Regions from separate parts of the Homo sapiens genome. Here region 1 is linked to region 2. A link is a loop called in an ENCODE intact Hi-C map of the cell type or tissue named here. Cell type or tissue: dorsolateral prefrontal cortex. All regions are shown on one strand. Links, peaks and the distances in the headings refer to the core of each region. The heading gives the core; the rest is flanking DNA.

Evidence for each region. Hi-C counts contacts between places; a loop is a spot of excess contacts. Peaks named below come from ENCODE experiments on the same cell type or tissue, not always from the same donor. Only the 100,000 strongest peaks of a DNase experiment are listed, where the experiment ranks them.
Region 1: it touches region 2 in a loop (2.3-fold over the local background); 4 of 110 quality-filtered maps call a loop at or near these places.

What each region holds. Positions count from the first base shown.
Region 1 is chr5:138,948,287-138,957,119 of GRCh38, forward strand. It overlaps SIL1 (SIL1 nucleotide exchange factor), which reads right to left. Exons shown (of 10, transcript NM_022464.5): 8 at 3,502-3,598; 9 at 2,885-3,049. LOC124901079 (a long non-coding RNA gene) reads left to right here and starts at 3,596. Exons shown (of 2, transcript XR_007058954.1): 1 at 3,596-8,833. RefSeq lists enhancers at 563-1,427, 5,092-6,029. In dorsolateral prefrontal cortex, for the core only: a CTCF peak has its summit at 5,285; DNase peaks (open chromatin) are centred at 4,882, 5,285 and 7,115; H3K4me3 peaks cover 1,568 bases; H3K27ac peaks cover 5,000 bases.
Region 2 is chr5:139,133,824-139,142,656 of GRCh38, forward strand. All of the region lies in intron 1 of SIL1 (SIL1 nucleotide exchange factor), which reads right to left. Among named protein-coding and RNA genes, the nearest start is that of SIL1, 60 kb to the right of the region's middle. In dorsolateral prefrontal cortex, for the core only: a CTCF peak has its summit at 4,000 (motif pointing left); a DNase peak (open chromatin) is centred at 5,178; H3K27ac peaks cover 3,573 bases.

The DNA of each region.
Region 1 (8,833 bases), core at 2,411-7,410, 180 kb before region 2:
CCTGGGACAGGAGAGGCTGAGAGGTATCCCCTAGTCCTTTCCTACTTCACCCCTCAGTCCTGCCAGCTTCGCTTCCAAAACACACCCCAATTCTGTCAGCTCCACCTTTGTCCCTTGTGTCCTGCGATCCAGTGCCTCCTGCTCTCACCCTCTCCTCCAGCCCCCAAACCCTCACAGCCTGGCATTGCGGGTGATAAAGACAAAATCAATCCCTTCCCTGGGACTGCGAGGCTCTGCAGGCTCTGCCCCCACTGTGCGCGGCCTGGACCCACTCACACCCACTCCTGTCACTCTAACTCTCCCCTGGGGCCTCTGGAGGCGCAGCTCCGACTTCCAGGTGCACCCCCGCATTGGCCCCATTCACTCCACGGCTCCCTGCACACCTCACCGCCACTGACCGGCCTCCCCTGACTGGCCTTCTCTGCTTATATGCTGCTGTGGTTTGAGTGTGTTCCCTAAAAGTTCAAGTGTTGGAAGCTTAATTCCCAAGGCAGCAGTATTGAGAGGAGCTGCCTAGGTCAGGAGGGCAGCGGGTTCCTTACGGGAGAGCGGTTGTTATTCTAGAGAGCAAGCCCGGCCCAGCATGCTTTTTTCCGCAAGTGCTCTTGCCCTCTCACCTTCCACAATGTTGTCATGCAACACAAAGGCTCCCGCCAGATGCACCCACCCAATCGTGGATTTCCCAGCCTCCCGAATCATGAGCCAAAAACTGCCTTTTCTTTATATTATCCAGTCCCGGGTATTCTGTTAAAGCAGCAGCAGACAGACTACAACACAAGCTCAGGGGAATTCTCTGATAAACATCTGCCTGAAAGCTCAGGGACGACAGGGACTGCGGATTATTTTCCCAGCACCCGGCACAGCAGGCAGCACAGGCAGGCAGGGTCCCCCTGCGGCCCTTCAGCTCCTCAGATGCACCAGAGGCCATGGAATCCAAACCCCAGGCAGGCATCTCACCACTGCAGAAGCCCAGATGTCAGGGCATGGTCTCTCAGTAGAGGTCCTCTCACAGGCCAAGGTACATATGAGGACTGCCTGGGGCCTGGCAGACCCCAGCACCCTGATGGGGGTGTCACATTGCCCATGGGAATTCCACAGTCCTTGGCTGTCATGACAACATGCTGCAGTGATCCCCGAGCTGCATGGCACCCCTCCATCGTGGTGGACAGCTCATGTCCCTCCACCTTCAGGCAGCTCTGGACCCACCCCTAGCTTGGCTAGGTCTTCATTCTTAAGCGCTGCAAGAGGCTGGACTTAGTGACTCACGCCTATAATTCCAATACTTTGGGAAGCTGAGGCAGGACTGCTTGAGCCCAGGAGTTCAAGACCAGCCTGAGCAACATAGTGAGACCCTGTCTACAAAAAACGAACAAAATTAACCAGGCATGGTGGCATGGACCTGTAGTCCCAGCTACTCAGGGGGCTGAGGTGGGAGGATCACTTGAGTCTGGGAGGCAGAGTTTACAGTGAGCCAAGATCGTGCCACTGGGTGACAGAGAGAGACCCTGTCTCAAAAAAAAAAAAAAAAAAGAAAAAAGAAAAGAAAAGAAAAAAGAAAAAAGAAATCACAAGAACAGAGAAGCCCTGACTGCCTCAGCCCAAGTACAGTGTGTCCTAAATCTCTCTGGCTGAAATTTATCTGCTGTCCTCCCTGAAAGAAGAGGGCCATTTCTGTACTGTTTGTAGAGAGATGCCAGTCCTCCCCTCCCCAATCATGTCAGCACCCCAAAGCTTCCAGAGGCAGGCTCCCGGGGCCGGCAGCCTCGGGGCAGCCTTGGTGAGCCTGCCTGGTGGTAGTGTGCTAGCAATGTGTCAGTGCCATAGTGCCCAGGATGCCAGGGCTGGGGGCAGCAGGGACACACACCCAAGACACCAGAGAACAGAGCCCAGTTTCCCTGGGAAATGCCCAGCCAGCTGACATGTCCTTCTCCAGGCTCACTGGCCCAGTCCCAGAACCTGAACTGTGCCCAGGCCTTATCAATTGGATCTGAGCACCACATGGCTGCCTGCTGTTCTAAGAAACTGGATTTCTGCAGCTTTAACAAGAGAAGAGAGAGAAACAGGCAAAGACAGAGAGTTGGGGAGAGACAGTGATGGACAGAGGTGGCCACAGCCATCCCGACACTGCCTGGGAGAGAAGGCCTGGGGGAGGCGTGTGCAGAGGGAGTGAGGGGCCCAGCCTCCACCATTCGGCAGCAGTTCCAGCGGCTGCCCAGCCCTGCTCCACTAGTCGGCATGCGGCTCTTCTGGGGAGCGTGTGGCCCGAGAGAGGCAACTGAGGAAGCCCTGCCAATGCTCTCTGCAGTAGCTGAATTAAGAATCCAGGCCTGGCTGGTTTTCCTCTCTCCTCCTTAATTAAGATGCTTCTTCAAGCTTGCAAACAGGGCTGGGCACCAAGTCTCCTCCCAAGTGGCAAGCAATTGGGTCCCTGAGACTCTCAAGGGCAGCCACTCTGAGGCCCTGCCCAGAGCCAAAGCTCACAGAGGAGGCACCTCCACGTTTCTAGAATCCGAAGAGTGAGTGCCATTCGAAGGAGCTCTGGGCTGTTCTACCCCCTCAGCCTTTTGTCCCCTCGGGGCCTGGTCTCGGCTGCTCCAAGGCTTGCCTCATACTGAGCCCTCTGCCTGCACACTTGGCCGTGACCATGGCTGGCAGGGCCACCTCCCACTCCTCATCAGCCCTCAGGTTTCAGCTTAGCCACCACATCTCACATGACATACTCCCTGACGTCCCCAATCTCTTCCAACTGTCTGTCTGTCCATCCATCCAGAAGCACACACAAAGCAAACAAGTGACGTCCGCAGTCTCTTCCATCTGTCTGTCCATCCACCCAGAAGCACACACAAAGCAAACAAGAGGAGACTGGGTGGGCCTGGGCACTCACCTTCTCCGTGACCAGGTCGTAGAGCAGTGTGACCACGCGCACGGCGAGCACCTCCGTGCCCTTCTCCTGCACCAGGGTCCTCAGGACCTGCAGCCCCCCGAGCTTCAGGAACTGCCGCTGGGCATAGGGGAAGTGGCGCAGCAGGGAGCACAGTGCAAACAGGACCTGGGGGCACAGACCCAGGGGTAGGTGAGGGGCCAAGCGAGCTGGACCTGCCCTGAGGCCCAGGGAAGGCAGGCAGAGGTGCCCCAAATTAGTCCCCATTCCTCCCGGCCCCACCTCAGTTACAGCTATACCCCAGAACCCAGGACTGTGAGGCCAGGAGGGACTCAGACACCTTCAACATTACCAAGTGAGTAAATGGGAGGTAAACAGAGGCCAAGGGTGGGAGGCCAGGAGTAGGGCCCAAGGCCACAGCACAGGAGCTGCCCCCAGGCCTCTAGTCACCTCGGCACACTGCCATCTGCTTTAGTTGAGTGTAACTTCTCCCCCTGTGCCACCCAGCAGATGATGCTCAGGCCCCCATGGTAACATGCACAGCCTGGACAGGAACCCTTTCCTTTCAGGCCCCACACGTGTCCTGGAGGCTGGGCAGGAGGAAGGGCATGGAAACACACCTTCTTCTTTGCAGTGAGCGGCTGCTCCGTGGCCAGGATGACCAGCAGCTTCTGCAGGGCTCCCCCTTCGATGGCCTCCACCTGGACCTTGGGGTTGCTGGGGAAGAAGCACAGGACAGCATGACTACCCTGCCCAGCCCAGGGATCGGATGGTCAGGGAACTGAGCCCATGTCAGCCATCCCTGGGGAGAAACAAGAACAACAGAGGTTCCCACACGGGGCAAGTCAAACTCAGCTGGGGAAACAAAGACCATCTGGCACAGACCCACGTGGGAACAGCGGCCCACAGCACAGGTGACAGGGCTGAGTGCTCCCATGCCAGCCCCCACTCCCCAGCAGCCAAGGGGCTGGAGTGGGCTGGGAAGGTGAACAACCTCTACTACTGTAAAGACATTTCGATGCCGAAGGTGCTCCTTCAGCGTCCCTCCCGTAGGAAGCCTTTCTTGGCGCTTCCCAAGCCAGTGCCGGATGTTCCTTCCTCCATGACCCAAGCACATCACACACTGGGGCAATTACTAATGGGTCTGTTCCCCTCTGGGTCTGGTGCCCCAAGGCCAGGGCCCCATCCCTCTCCTCTCCTGGGTCGGCACTCAGACTGCACATAGAAAATGCTTGCGGGAGAAGGCAGGAAGAAAGTGCAAGAGACAGGAGCCTCTGAATACCCAGGCAGATCCTAAAACAGGACAACCCAATGCCTCCCACTGGGCTCCCACTCTATAACAGCAGCTACTGTCAGCTTCTCTGCCCTGTATTCTCAGCACTCAGCACAGAGCCTGCCACGTCACAGGTCCCTGGACAGTAGGGAATGAATGAACGACTGAACGAACGAACGAATGAACAACACGTGTACACAACCATGAACATATCAATAGATAAACATACTGCACTAAAGTACTCAAAACCCTGAGCTGCCTCTGGAACTCCTCTCCCCATTCTGGGCTAGAGAAATAGTGATGTGATTAAAACATTTCAGGCCCAGACCTCCCAGATGAAGGGATGAGGGGCCTGGCGGGGACCCCCATCAGGGCAGGGTGCCATGCAGGGGACAAGGCCGGGATCCCTCACAGGATGCCCTTTTGCAGGCTCCTTGCTTTTCAAGATTGCATTAGGGATCAATTAAGGAGCAAGTGTCAAGCACAGGGACCAGATAGTCAGGCCCTTGGGCAGGTCAGGGCTCCCCTCTCAGCAGCCCACATGTGAGGCCCCAGAGAAAAGAGGGGACAGGCACACAAAAGCCTGAGGCCAACAACAAGTGAAGGGGCCAAGCCAGCAGTCAGATGGTGGCTGTCACACCCATCCAACTAGCCCACAAAGGACACCGCAGTCTACCAAAGCCACCGCATGCCTCTGGCTGCCTGCCCTTGGCATGACCACAAGCTCCCAGAGACCCAAAAAGCACCTGTTCCTCCTAACTCCCAACCCTCCTGGCCAGGGGGCCCTCACGGTGTCCTTGAGAGTGAGCCAGGGTATAAGGAAACAAAGACAAATCAGAAGGAGCTGGCTCCTGGTCCTAAACCCAGAAAAGACACACTGTGCCACCGTACAGGAGAGGGCCCGACACACAGCAGGCGTGCCCCCAAAGCTGGCTGAATGGAATGAAGATAGCTCCCCACTTCTATTCTGACCAGGAACAAGCTTCAAGGTCCAGAGCAGACCGAGCACGCTGAGCCAGCTTTCTAAAGAGAAAAGCTCCTTTGTACCACGTGTCACTCTGTAGCCTCTCAGCCAGAAAGGAAGTACAGGGTGGGTGCCAGCCCGTCCCACAGCAACTCCACCCCTGTGTCTGCAGAGCAGCCTGGAGATGGGCCAGAGTCCCTGGGGAAGGGAGGCTGACAGCTCCTCTCCAGATAGGCAGGCAGGCGCTGGCGCAGGGGGGCCTGGGAGCTGAGCTGCTCCCCTGCCCCCCACGACTTGAGACAGGCAGCTGTTTCATCAAAGCATGAGCTAATTAGGGCTGTCTCTGCCATCATGTGCCTAAGGAACGCTCACCCATGACAGGAGGGTCCAGGAAGAGAAGACGACCACGCTGAGAGATTCACACAAACATCAAATGCTGCTTCCCCAAGGGGGCTGAGAGATCTGACATCGCATCAGCCTTTGGGAGCACTGCCAAGGAGTCCCATCCCTCATGGGCCCTCAGAGCAGCAGAGACAAGGCCCTCCAAAGACAGCACAAAGCTCATCACAGCACCCCATCATCGCAGCCTCAGTTAATCACCCAGGGCTGGGCAACCAAAGCCCTTCCACTTTCTGCACTGTGACCAGGGCAAAGAGAAGTCCCTTCTCTTCAGAAGGTGGGCTGATGTGGGTCGGGAGCCACCCACAGCCAAGCCAGCAGCAGCCCAGTCCCACCCACTCTGTCCCCCTCAGGCAGGCTCTTCCCACCCCATTTAGAGTAGGAGAGAAGAGAGCTCCAACATCAGATAAGTAAATCGGAGAGAAAAGAGAAAGTCTGACCTTTTGTAAATTGCTGAAATCAGGTTCATAAGGCAATAAATTCATGTTTTCACCCACAGCCAAGTCTGTGGGTACGGCAGGACCATGGGCCAAACATGGGCTGTGACAGTGCACAGCCTTGGCAGCCCTGGGCCCATGCCCTGCCTGGCCTCTTCACATGATCAGCTTAAACGAGGTACCCATGGAACCCTGGGAACTCCAGGCCTTACCCCAGGGTTCCCACAGCTTCAGGAGTTTCCTAAAAGGCCACCCTGTGAAGTGGCCTTTTAGGGCTGCCCAGGCAAGGGGTTGAAGAAACACAGCAGAGGAAGAGGGGGAAGATGAGGCTTGCGCTTCCAGCTGCTCCTCAGTCCATCCAGGCAGGGCCAGTAGAGCTGAAGGTTTCCTGAGCAATCACCCACCAAGGGTAGAATCTGCTCCTAGAAACAGACCCTCTCGCCAGTCAGCTCTGCCTTGGGCTTTAAATGCTCACAGCCTGGGGCTGGGGGAGGCAACTACCAAAACAGCTCAGAGTGAGGCCTCTGGATGTGCAAGGACCAGGGCCTGCAGGACCCTTGCTGGGAATCTCATAAGCAATGAATGGCTCATGGCCTTGGGCAAGTTTTCACCTGTGAGGCAGAGCTAGGACTACCCATGTAAAAGACAGAACAGTTAATGAATGCCAAAATGCCACACTGCTAGCCAATGCACTGTGGCCAAAAGATAATTACAGTAGGCTCACTACACAAAGAGGCCAGACCACATCTTTGAGAGCACAGCTTTATTTGGCCTGGATGCCTCGAGCACATATCATGTATGGCAGCCCCATCCTCCTCCAGCCTATGGACTCTGGACCAGAGCTGCGGCCCACCCCTGGAGGGACCAGTCCTGCTGGCTGGAAGGTAGGTGTCCTGACAGTTGGGGATCTGAGTTAAGGGGGCGGGGGCCTGGCACGCCTCAAAGTGACATCAGTGGCGCTGGTGTGCTCAAAGTCAACAGAAGGATATTAAGGACGTAGCTCATCTCCGATGCGATAAATGAGAATAAACCTTGTTCAGGGCTAAGCCGGCTGGACTAAATAAATACCATTAGCACTTGGATTACTGGGATGTTCACAATCAGCAGGCAAGTCAGCTGTCTGTGTGCAGAGGGACGACAGCAGCTGCTACTCTGTAAATCTTGCAGGGAGATGGGCTGGGGGTGGGGCAGGCTGCAAAAATGGAAGTGATTGCATTTGCAAAAACCAAAGAGTTTGGGTCAGGGTGACAGCAATTTGGGCAATCAGCCAAGAGTCAGAGGTCATATTTTAGCTAACTGAAGCTAAGCAAGTGTCTGGGTGGAAGGGGACTGAAGGAGCTGACCACAGGGAAGGCAGCCCAGCTCGGCCAGGGGGCCCAGGAGATTGCTGCCCAGCACACACCCCGGGGCTGACTTCACCCTTGGGCTCAGGGCTGGCTACATAATTTTCAGGCCCAAGTGCAACATGAAAACGTAGGGCCTTTTGTTCAAGAATTATCAGAAATTTCAAGACAGTGAGAACAGAGCATGAAGCCAAGCACGGGCCCTTTTGAGTGTGGGGTCCTGTGCCGCTGCACGGGTGGCAGGGCCAACAAGGTATGTGCACGGAAATCCTGCTCCAGGGTCAACCAACCGGAACAACAAGGGCTGAAAAGTAAGCTTGAATTTCTGAAAAGGAAAACAACTGGAAAAGGCAGAGCTCTAGGATGGGAATAAGGATGAGGGTGACTAGTTAGATGGGGGCCAAGGAAATGCTAAGGTGTAACTGAAGAGAGCTTCTGTGATTGAGACTGCCAGGCCAGACCAGGACACCAGAGGCACAGCAGAGGGATGTGCTCACTCACGCGTCCTCGTGACATTTCTAAGTGCAACAAATACTCTTTTCATTCCCTTAGAACAGGAAAAAACTATTATTTTTCTTCTGAAATGCCTCTGAGATGATGCCATGCACTGAGGGCAGAGGGCACATCTCAGGGGTATATGGGGCCAGGCTCAATCATTCACCTGATGAAGTGCAGCTCACCTTCTTGCCCAGAAAGAAAGATTTCCTCTGGTGGCCCCACCTTGCTTATGCCTTAATGTGTGGCCTCCATCATCTGGGAAAGCAAGAATTTGCAGGATGTGTAATCCTGAAATAGATGGGTTCAAGAGACATCTATATTTGCCTGCCATCCAGGGATGAGTGGGGCTAGGTAATCAATCAGTTAAGATACAAACAATTGGCTGGGCGCAGTGGCTCACGCCTGTAATCCCAGCACTTTGGGAGGCTGAGGCGGGCAGATCACTTGAAATCAGGAGTCCAAGACTAGTCTGGCCAACATGGTGAAACCCCGTCTCTACTAAAAATACAAGAGTTAGCTGGTGTGGTGTCAGGCACCTGTAATCTCAGCTACTCGGGAGGCTAAGGCAGGAGAATCGCTTGAACCCAGGAGGTAGAGGTTTCAGTGAGCTGAGATCACGCCACTGCACTCCAGCCTGGGCAACAGAGCAAGACTCTATCTTAAAAAAAAAAAAAAGATACAATTACCGAATTGAATAAAAATGGAATAGGTTTAACAACAACAACAACAAAAAACAAAAAACAAAACAAAAAAAACACTGTACAAATCTTCCACTACAAAGTCAAGCTTCCAGGAATAACAAAACACATGAGCTGCACATCACTTTGTGTTGGGACCTGTATGGCCTCAGGAGTTCCATCTGGACACTGGGGAAAGGCAGGGCTATCATCTGACCCCTTCATGTACAGCCCCCAACTGGAAGCCACCCACGTAAGCAACTATGAGACACCCACTCCTCACCACAGTAACAGCAACTCACAAGAGGGTCTCTAGACCCTACTGACAGACACACACACAATACACACACACAGACACAAT
Region 2 (8,833 bases), core at 1,591-6,590:
ACTTCCATTTTATAAGGAAGAAACTGAAGCAAAGAGACAAAAGAAACAAAAACACTGGGTAGTATAACACATGGACTTGAAGTCAGACAGACCTAAGGCCAATTCTTGGCTCTGCCACTTCCTAGCTATGTGATCTTGGACACAACTTCACTAGGCCTCAGTTTCTTCACCTATAAAATAGGTACATTAAGAATTTCTACTTCAAAGGTTGGTAGCGAGGATTAAATAAAGCAATGAATAGGAAGTACTGGGTACAGCACCTAGCATCTAATCATCACTCCATTTTTTTATTAGTTGTTTTGTTTGTTTTCTGAGACAGGGCCTCACTCTGTCACCCAGGCTGGAGTGCAATGACACAATCTCAGCTCACTGCAACCTCTGCTTCCCAAGCTCAAGCAATCCTCCCATCTCAGCCTCCTGAGTAGCTGGGACTACTACCGAGTAGCAGATATGGTGTGCCACCATACCTGGCTTTTTAAAATTTATTATTTTTGTAGAGATGGGGTTTCACCATGTTGCCCAGGCTGGTCTCGAACTCCTGGGCTCAACTGATCCACCCATGTCAGCCTCCCAAAGTGTTGGGATTACAGTCCTGAGCCTCGGTGCCCGGCCCACTCCATCATTGGAATGGAAATGATGACTGCTGCCCTGGACCCGCAGCCCATCAGAGCCAGGCCAGGCAACTACTCTCCAAAGCTCCTGCTCCCTGTTAGATCCACACACTGTCCAGCTGACCCATGCCTCAAATGAGGACCAAAGCCTTTTGTTGGGTAGCTACTCCCAGGAGGTAAAGGAAATAAATGTTAAAGGATGACCCTCCTGGCTGAAAATGGAGAAACCCGAGGCAGTTTTCTGCTGAGCCCCAAGGCAGACCCAGCCCACTCAGTGCTTTTCCTAGCATATTGGCATCCAGAGAGCCAAGCCACCAACATGCAGAACTGCCAGCTGCAGGAACAGCTGTAAGACAATCACCTGCTTTACAAACTGAAGGTTAGAGGATGAGCTCTTCCACAGACACACATTCATTACTATTTATGGGCTGCACAAACTCATATGCACACATACAGTCACTCACCTCTACACAAACAGAAGTGCACTACCTAATTTAAGCAGACAAATATGAAGCTGGAGAAACAACGCAAAGAGGACACTGAAAGGACGCCCCTGACAAGGGAGAACAACGTGCAAAGGCTTAAGAAAAGAAATGGAATTTTAAAGAATAATTTGAAGGACAAGAAAAACAAGTTTGTAATAGTCAGGCAAACAAGCTTTTCCCGCCTGAGACAATACTAAACAGAAAGTCAAGAGGCAGACAGCAATTAAATGGAAAGTCTTTGAACAGCAAAACAAATGTGGCTTCTAACTAGTCCAGCCCCCAGCTGGCAAGGTGGCTGGACTGGAACATCCCTGAGCCAGTGGCCATTTGTACAATGGGGATAATATCTCCCCTATGTTTTGAAGTCATGCCTAGGGCCAAGCAAAGAGGGACTGCTCTCAACAAACCCAAGGCACCCAAGAAAAAAGGTTATTAGAGGAGGCTGTTGGAGGGTAGAGGGTTCACAATGGATCCAAGCCTCTGCCTAACCAGAGAGCTACAAAGAGCTACAGAGAGCTACAAAATCCACCGTGCAGCCTGCAAGGGAGAACAGTGGCAGTACAGATGTTAGCCCTGCCAGAGGGCACAGGGAGCCAAGAAGGGCTCCACAGGCCCAGCTGGGAATAGGCACCTGGAAGGAAGACAACATGGGATGGGATGAAATGGGAAGGGCAGTGAGGAGCATTCCTAGCCCTTTCTCTGTACTCCCAGAGGTGGAACACGACCTACTCCATTCCCACTCCAGTAGAGAAGAATACAGATCTTCAAGAAGGGAGCTAAACAAACTAGCAAAAAAAAAAAAAAAAAACTGCAATCACAGCGACAAAAGTTAGTGCATCCAATGAAAAGAAATCACATGACACAATCGGGCATGGTGGCTCACACCTGTAATCCCAGTACTTTGGGAGGCCAAGGCAGGCAGATCACTTGAGGTCAGGAGCTCGAGACCAGCCTGGCCAACATGGCAAAACCCCATCTCTACTAAAAATACAAAAAAATTAGCCGGGTGTCATGGTGCACGCCTGTAATCCCAGCTACTCGGGAGGCTGAGACAGGAGAATCTCTTGAACCTAGGAAGCAGAGGTTGCAGTGAGCCGAGATCATGCCTCTGCACTCTAGCCTGGGTGACAGAGTGAGGCTCTGTCTCAAAATTAGAAAAAAAAGAAATCACATGACAAGCAGAGTGACTGAATAAAAAGCCTAGCCTGGCCCTCTCCAGATCTCTCCTACTTGGCCACAGCTTGCAAAGAATCTGAATGCTAGAAGTGAGCTTAAGGCTCAATCTTTATTTGGACTGCTAAAGACCCAGAAGACATGGCAGGCACTCAATACCTACATAGAGAACAATTGGAATTCAATGCCATTAGGCGTGGAACTTATCAATGGATCCAGGAAGGCTGTGGCAACCTCATACCTGTTGAAGACGAAGAGGTAGACAGGGCTAAGGCAGGGCAAGAGTTTCAGTGCTATCAACACAGAGGTGATCATCAAAGCAACAGGAGCAGAGCGACTATCTTTCTAGGGAGAAACCTTAGAGAGAAAAGGACAGCGGACCAAGCATAGTCTTCAACTCATGGCTGCACGTTAGGAAAAGGGAGCAAGCAAGGAAACCAGAGGAGCAGCCACATGATTAGTGCAGACCTACACAGGTCAAAAGAGTGGAGAATCCTGAGAAAATCCAGTTGTAGGCAACAATGTCAGGAGATCAGTCACTGGATTTGGCAATGAGGCAGTCAGAGGGCCCTTCAAAAGAGTGTCCACAGATGAAGACATAGAGGCACAAGGGTAGGCCACTCCAAAAGGCTCAATGGGTCCACTAAATTTTGAAGATTTGAGGCCACATTTCTAAATGTGATTTTTCAACATTTCACTAAAGTCTTAATGAGAAAAGAGAAAAAAAAATTCCTCCATGGGTGCAACAGAGGGATTCTTCAATACCATACATAAGTTCCTATGATTGATGAAGAGCTACCCCACAACACACATGACCTCAGGACAATGATGGGCATCAGTCACTCCAGCAGAAGGAGGGGGCAGGGAGGTAAAATTTCTAAGAAGAAACTCCCATCAGACACAATTCTACCTTCTCTGGGCTCTCAGCCATGCCTCAGACTGCCCGGAGGCTTTAGTCCTTCCACTTTGTGGAAATGTAATAATAACTCCGCCATGGCGGAGACAGAGAAATACCCTAGTGCCACCCCTTCCCCCAGCATTCAAATATACTATCTGGGCATCCCAGAGGAAAATTAATTCTGTCAAATAATAATTATAGTCAACATTTATAGAGAACTTTCCATGTTGCAAGCAAAGTATTAGTTCATTTACTCTTCACGACAACCCTCTGAGGTGGTTCCAATATGCTGCTCATTTTACCCATGAGGGGACCAAAATTCAGAGAGGTTAAGTAACGTGCCAGAGTTCATGCAGCCACAGAGCAGTAGAGTCAGAATTCAAAGCCAGTTTGGCCCCAAAGCCATGCTCTTTCCATAGCCGTGCTGTCTCTCGAGGGGTCTGTGAAATCAGCCACAGAAACTGGACTCATCATTTTATTTGTTCTGCAACAGTATAAATAAAAAGGCACATTTTGTGTCAGGACAGAAATTTTTTTTTTAATTTTATTATTATTATACTTTAAGTTTTAGGGTACATGTGCACAATGTGCAGGTTTGTTACATATGTATGCATGTGCAATGTTGGTGTGCTGCACCCATTAACTCGTCATTTAGCATTAGGTATATCTCCTAATGCTATCCCTCCCCCCTCCCCCAACCCCACAACAGTCCCCGGTGTGTGATGTTCCCCTTCCTGTGTCCATGTGTTCTCATTGTTCAATTCCCACCTCTGAATGGGTGCTGGGAAAACTGGCTAGCCATATGTAGAAAGGACAGAAATTTTTAAATGAGCCTACTGGGGCCCTCTTGTGGAAAGACCCACCTCTACCATGTTCTAGTTTCTGCACCACACACAAACACACACCACACACACGCGCACACACACACATACCACACACAGGCACCTTGATTACTAAATGCCCTTGGCACAGACCAGCCAAGGCATAGGCACAGGCATTCAGGAAGAAGAAATCCCTTGACTCAGATTGCAGCCAGGCTTCCTTTGTGACTTGATCCCTTAAACTCCTATCACTCAAGCTTCCTAGCTATACACGAAGCAAAAGCATCCCTGCTCCCCTTCATGGAGCCCAGTGCCAGGCACACACACACATATACACACACACACACACACAAACCACAACCACACACACCACGTATATACACACACCCAACTGTCTGGCAAGAACTTGACACCTCGCCCCTCCATGCAGAAAATACACAAGACAGAAGTATTTCTACATGGCAGACAAAGACGGAGTCTTCTTTGGTGAATGGGGCTTGCCTAAGCATACCAGCAGTTGACCAGATGAATCAGAGGAATACTCAGGTCCTAGTCTGTACTTTCCAGTAGGTCCTAGACTGTAAGCTCCTAGCAAGATACAGACAAGGGGACCTACTCCTTATACCTGATCCTTGACCCTGCCTGAGGTACCGGGAGTGATCAGCCCATGTCTGATAACAACCAAGGTTACAAGAAGCTCCATTCCCTTCCAACCCACTACAGTGTAATAGGAAGAATGCAGGCTCTGGATTTTGAGCCAAGTCTCCCCTACTAGCTGTGTGACTTTGGGCCAGATGCTTAACCTCTACAAGTTTCAACCCCTTCATCTATAAGAGGACTTGATAGTAACTATTTAGTATGACTGTCTATATTAAATGAGATGACATAGAGCATATAGCACAGTGCCTGACACAAAATGAGGGCTCATAAAGCTTATAGCTCTCACTACTATTATTAGAGAAAATTCTGAGCAAAGAATAGGATAAGCAAAAGCAGCGAGGGCTTCACCCCCATACAGAACTGTCTTCTGTTCTGACAACCAAGCCCCTCTTTGGAGACTAGCTTCCCTGAGCCACAAGTCAGCCCACACACCTGGACTATACTCTGGGTGGTTACAGACACATTTCCATTGAAACCTTTAAGCGATGCTGGCTGGCTCTGCATCAGTGCCAGCTGACTGACATCAAACACTTCAGAGTCCCGCTTCCTGATGACTCAGGCCTGTCTCCAAATTCCTGCTGCCACTCTCCTACCTCTAAGGGGGAGTCAGGGAGAGTAGGAACAGCCGGGGCAAATGCAGCTGACCTAGACTGCTGGGACCACTGTAGACAGATGCAGCTAGCATCCAGGGACTAAGGGTCCCAGGGCTTTTCTTCCCTCCCCTTTTAAAATAGTAACTGGATCTCCTGACAGTATGTGCGATGGGCTTTCTCTATAGCCTGCTCCCAAAGAACACCAGGGACTTTCACACCACAGTCATCCAGATACCACGGTCAGGGTTCGAGGGGAGGAGAGATCAGAATTCATCTTTCCTTTCCCCTGATGTCTCTAAGCTTCCAGAAAACATCAGGGCCTCTTAAAGGGGCTAAAATAGGGAAGAAGGTATGATTTCCAGTCCATAGTTCTAAAGGAACTATCTGCTAACTGGTAAGTACAATTTGTTTGCCATTTCTATTGCAAGCATTCAGCACTCACACTCTAAAAGCAAATACCACACAAAGATAATTTCAGCATTAATGTCAGTTCCTTGAGCACACTGGGCACCATACTATGGAACAGAATATACAAAAGATATTGTCACTTGCCTCAGGTGGATGATGTCCTGTTCACATTCAGTGGATAATGTGGCCTTCCACATCTTAGTCTCAGACAGCATAATTATTAAAAAGAAAAGGACAGGCGCAGTGGCTCACACCTGTAATCCTAGCATTTTGGGAGGCTGAGGCAGGTGGATCACATGAGGTCAGGAGTTCAAGACCAGCCTGGCCAACATGGTGAAACCTCATCTCTACTAAAAAATACAAAAACTAGTTGGGGCCGGGCATGGTGGCTTACACCTGTAATCCCAAAACTTTGGGAGGCTGAGGCAGGTGGATCACCCGAGGTCAGGAGTTCAAGACCAGCCTGGCCAACATGGTGAAACCTCATCTCTACTAAAAAATACAAAAATTAGTTGAGGCTGGGTGCAGTGGCTCATGCCTGTAATCCCAGAACTTTGGGAGGCCGAGGCAGGTGGATCACTTGAGGCAGAAGTTCAAGACTAGCCTGGCCAACACGGTGAAACCCCGTCTCTACTAAAAATACAAAAATTAGCCAGGTGTGGTGATGGGTGCCTGTAATCCCAGCTACTCGGGAGCCTGAGGCAAGAGAATTGCTTGAGCCTGGGAGGCGGAGGTTGCAGTGAGCCGAGATCGAGCCACTGCCCTCCAGCCTGGGCGACAGAGCAAGACTCTGTCTCAAAAAAAAAAAAAAGACACTAATTACAACTTTGTAATAATGAGCTAGGCAATAATTAGGGTACTCCTTAAACTAATTGGGGAGCCCCAAGAAAATAGCATTTACTTACAGAAACACTTAGCAACAATACGAGGATGGGTCACCAAGCACAGGACTTGCTACTACCATGTTGGTATCAACTATGTCTTCCAGGTAAGTCAGCAACTGCAACATTTTATTTTTAACATGCCTGAGAGCCCAAGACTATTTATAATACCAGATCCTTAAAAACTTGAAAGGGAGATGAATTTTAAAATGTACACATTTACATATGTGGGCAGAAACACAAAAATCAGATGCCTCTCAACACAGCTCAGGGAGCCATAACTCACGGCTTTCACAATCCCACCGAATGCCCAGAGAAAATCCGGGCACCTTCTACAAGGGATGGTAGGAAGCTGGGTAGGTAGCCAAGAAACAAAGAAACCTAAACTCAGTACTTGGCAGGACAATTAAGGAGCAGAGGATTTTAAATGCATTGTTTCTGACTCTAAATATGGCTACATTTATTACCAATTTGGGATCAGAAACCACATTTAGTTCTGTCATGACCACATGCTAAAAATATTAAGCAGAGTATTGCCTAGGAAACAGCAGTTCTCCCTGCTGCGGCAGCTCCACTTCAGAGCCATCTCTGCCATGGTCACAGGGTTTCCATCCTGTGCTTTGCTGAGAGCACAGTTACAAGCAGAACTGACACTGTCCTGCCAAGACGTCCCCCCGCATTTTAGAAGGCAGCAATAGGAACCAGAGCTAGGGACTGCACAAACTCCTCATCCTCTCCAGGGCTGTTTTAGGTGTCAGTGAAGCTCTATTTCATAGGCCTATAACTAGAATCCATCTGACTGGGAGCTCCACAGCGGGAGGGACAATTGTCTGTGTAACATACCACTGTCTCCTCATTGCCCAGCACTTTTCCTGGCACTCAAAAAATAGCCATTGATTTAATAAAATCAATAATCTAAAAAGAACCATTTGGAAGAGTACAATGGAAAATAACACTGCCATTAAAATAGGTAAAAATATGGACTGTGGTAATACATAAAAACAGGTGCTGGCCAGGCACAATGGTTCACACCTGTAATCCCAGCACTTTGGGAGGCCTAGGTAGGAGGATGACTTGAAGCTAGGAGTTCAAGATCAGCCTGGGCAGCAAAGTAAGACTCTGTCTCTACAAAAAAAAAAAAAAAATTTTTTTTTCATTAGCAGGGCATGGTGATGCAACTATGGTCTCAACTACTCAGGAGGCTGAGGTGGGAGGATGGCTTGAGCCCAGGAGTTCAGGGCTGCAGTGAGCTATGATCACACCACTGCACTCCAGGTTGGGCAATAGCGAGACCCCTATCTTTAAAAGCAGATGCATAAAAAATTGTTGAGTGGAAGTGAAAGCAGCAGAACCTAATGGCATACATATGTAAATTACTACTTTGGAAAGAAGTGTGTGTGGCCACCTCTATGATCACATGTGAACTTAGAATTATGGAAAACTGTGCTCAATGGAATCTTTCACCCTGAAATGTTAAATATCTGAGAAAACACTTTAAAATACATTATTTTCAGCACAGAACCTACTCCCTTATCAGCTGACTTGTTCTGATCTCCTGAATGGCTCAGAGGCCTTGTTCTTGTTCAGCAAACCCAAGATCAGACCATACACTCATCAGCCAAAGGAAACAGAGAACACATGGAAAAAGCCGCAGTCTTAAAGTCCAACTTAGCAACTTGACCCTGTAAGGGCAGTTTCCAGGCTGCATAATCAGAATGGCTGGCTGCCCAGACAGGCGGCCAAGATGGAAGTGTCAAAACAAAAAAGTATGGAAAAGTTCACCTGGCCCAACTTCAAAGCCAAAGCTCCAAAAAGGTAGGAGTTTAACAGGCACTTACTGGCCAGCAAGGTGCCTGTTAAGAAGGGTAGCAGTACACTAATCCTTCTCAAACTCTTCACAAAAACCAAAGAGAAGGGAAACACTTCCTAATTCATTCTATGAAGTCAGCATTACCCTGAAACCAAAGCAAGACAAAGACACTATAAGAAGACTCCAGACCAATATCTCTTATAATATACATGCAAAAAATCCTGAACAAAATACTAGCAAGCCAAAATTCAGCAGCATATTAAGAGAATTATACAACATGATCAAGTGGTGTTTTATCCCAGGAATACAAGAGTGGCTCAACATATGAAATGCAATCAATGTAATACACCACATTAATAGAATGAAGGAAAAAAACCACATGATCATTTCAATGGATACTGAAAAAGCAACTGACAAAATCCAATATCCTTTCATAATAAAAAATACCCAATAAACCCGGAATAGAAAAGAACATCCTCAACATAATAAAAGG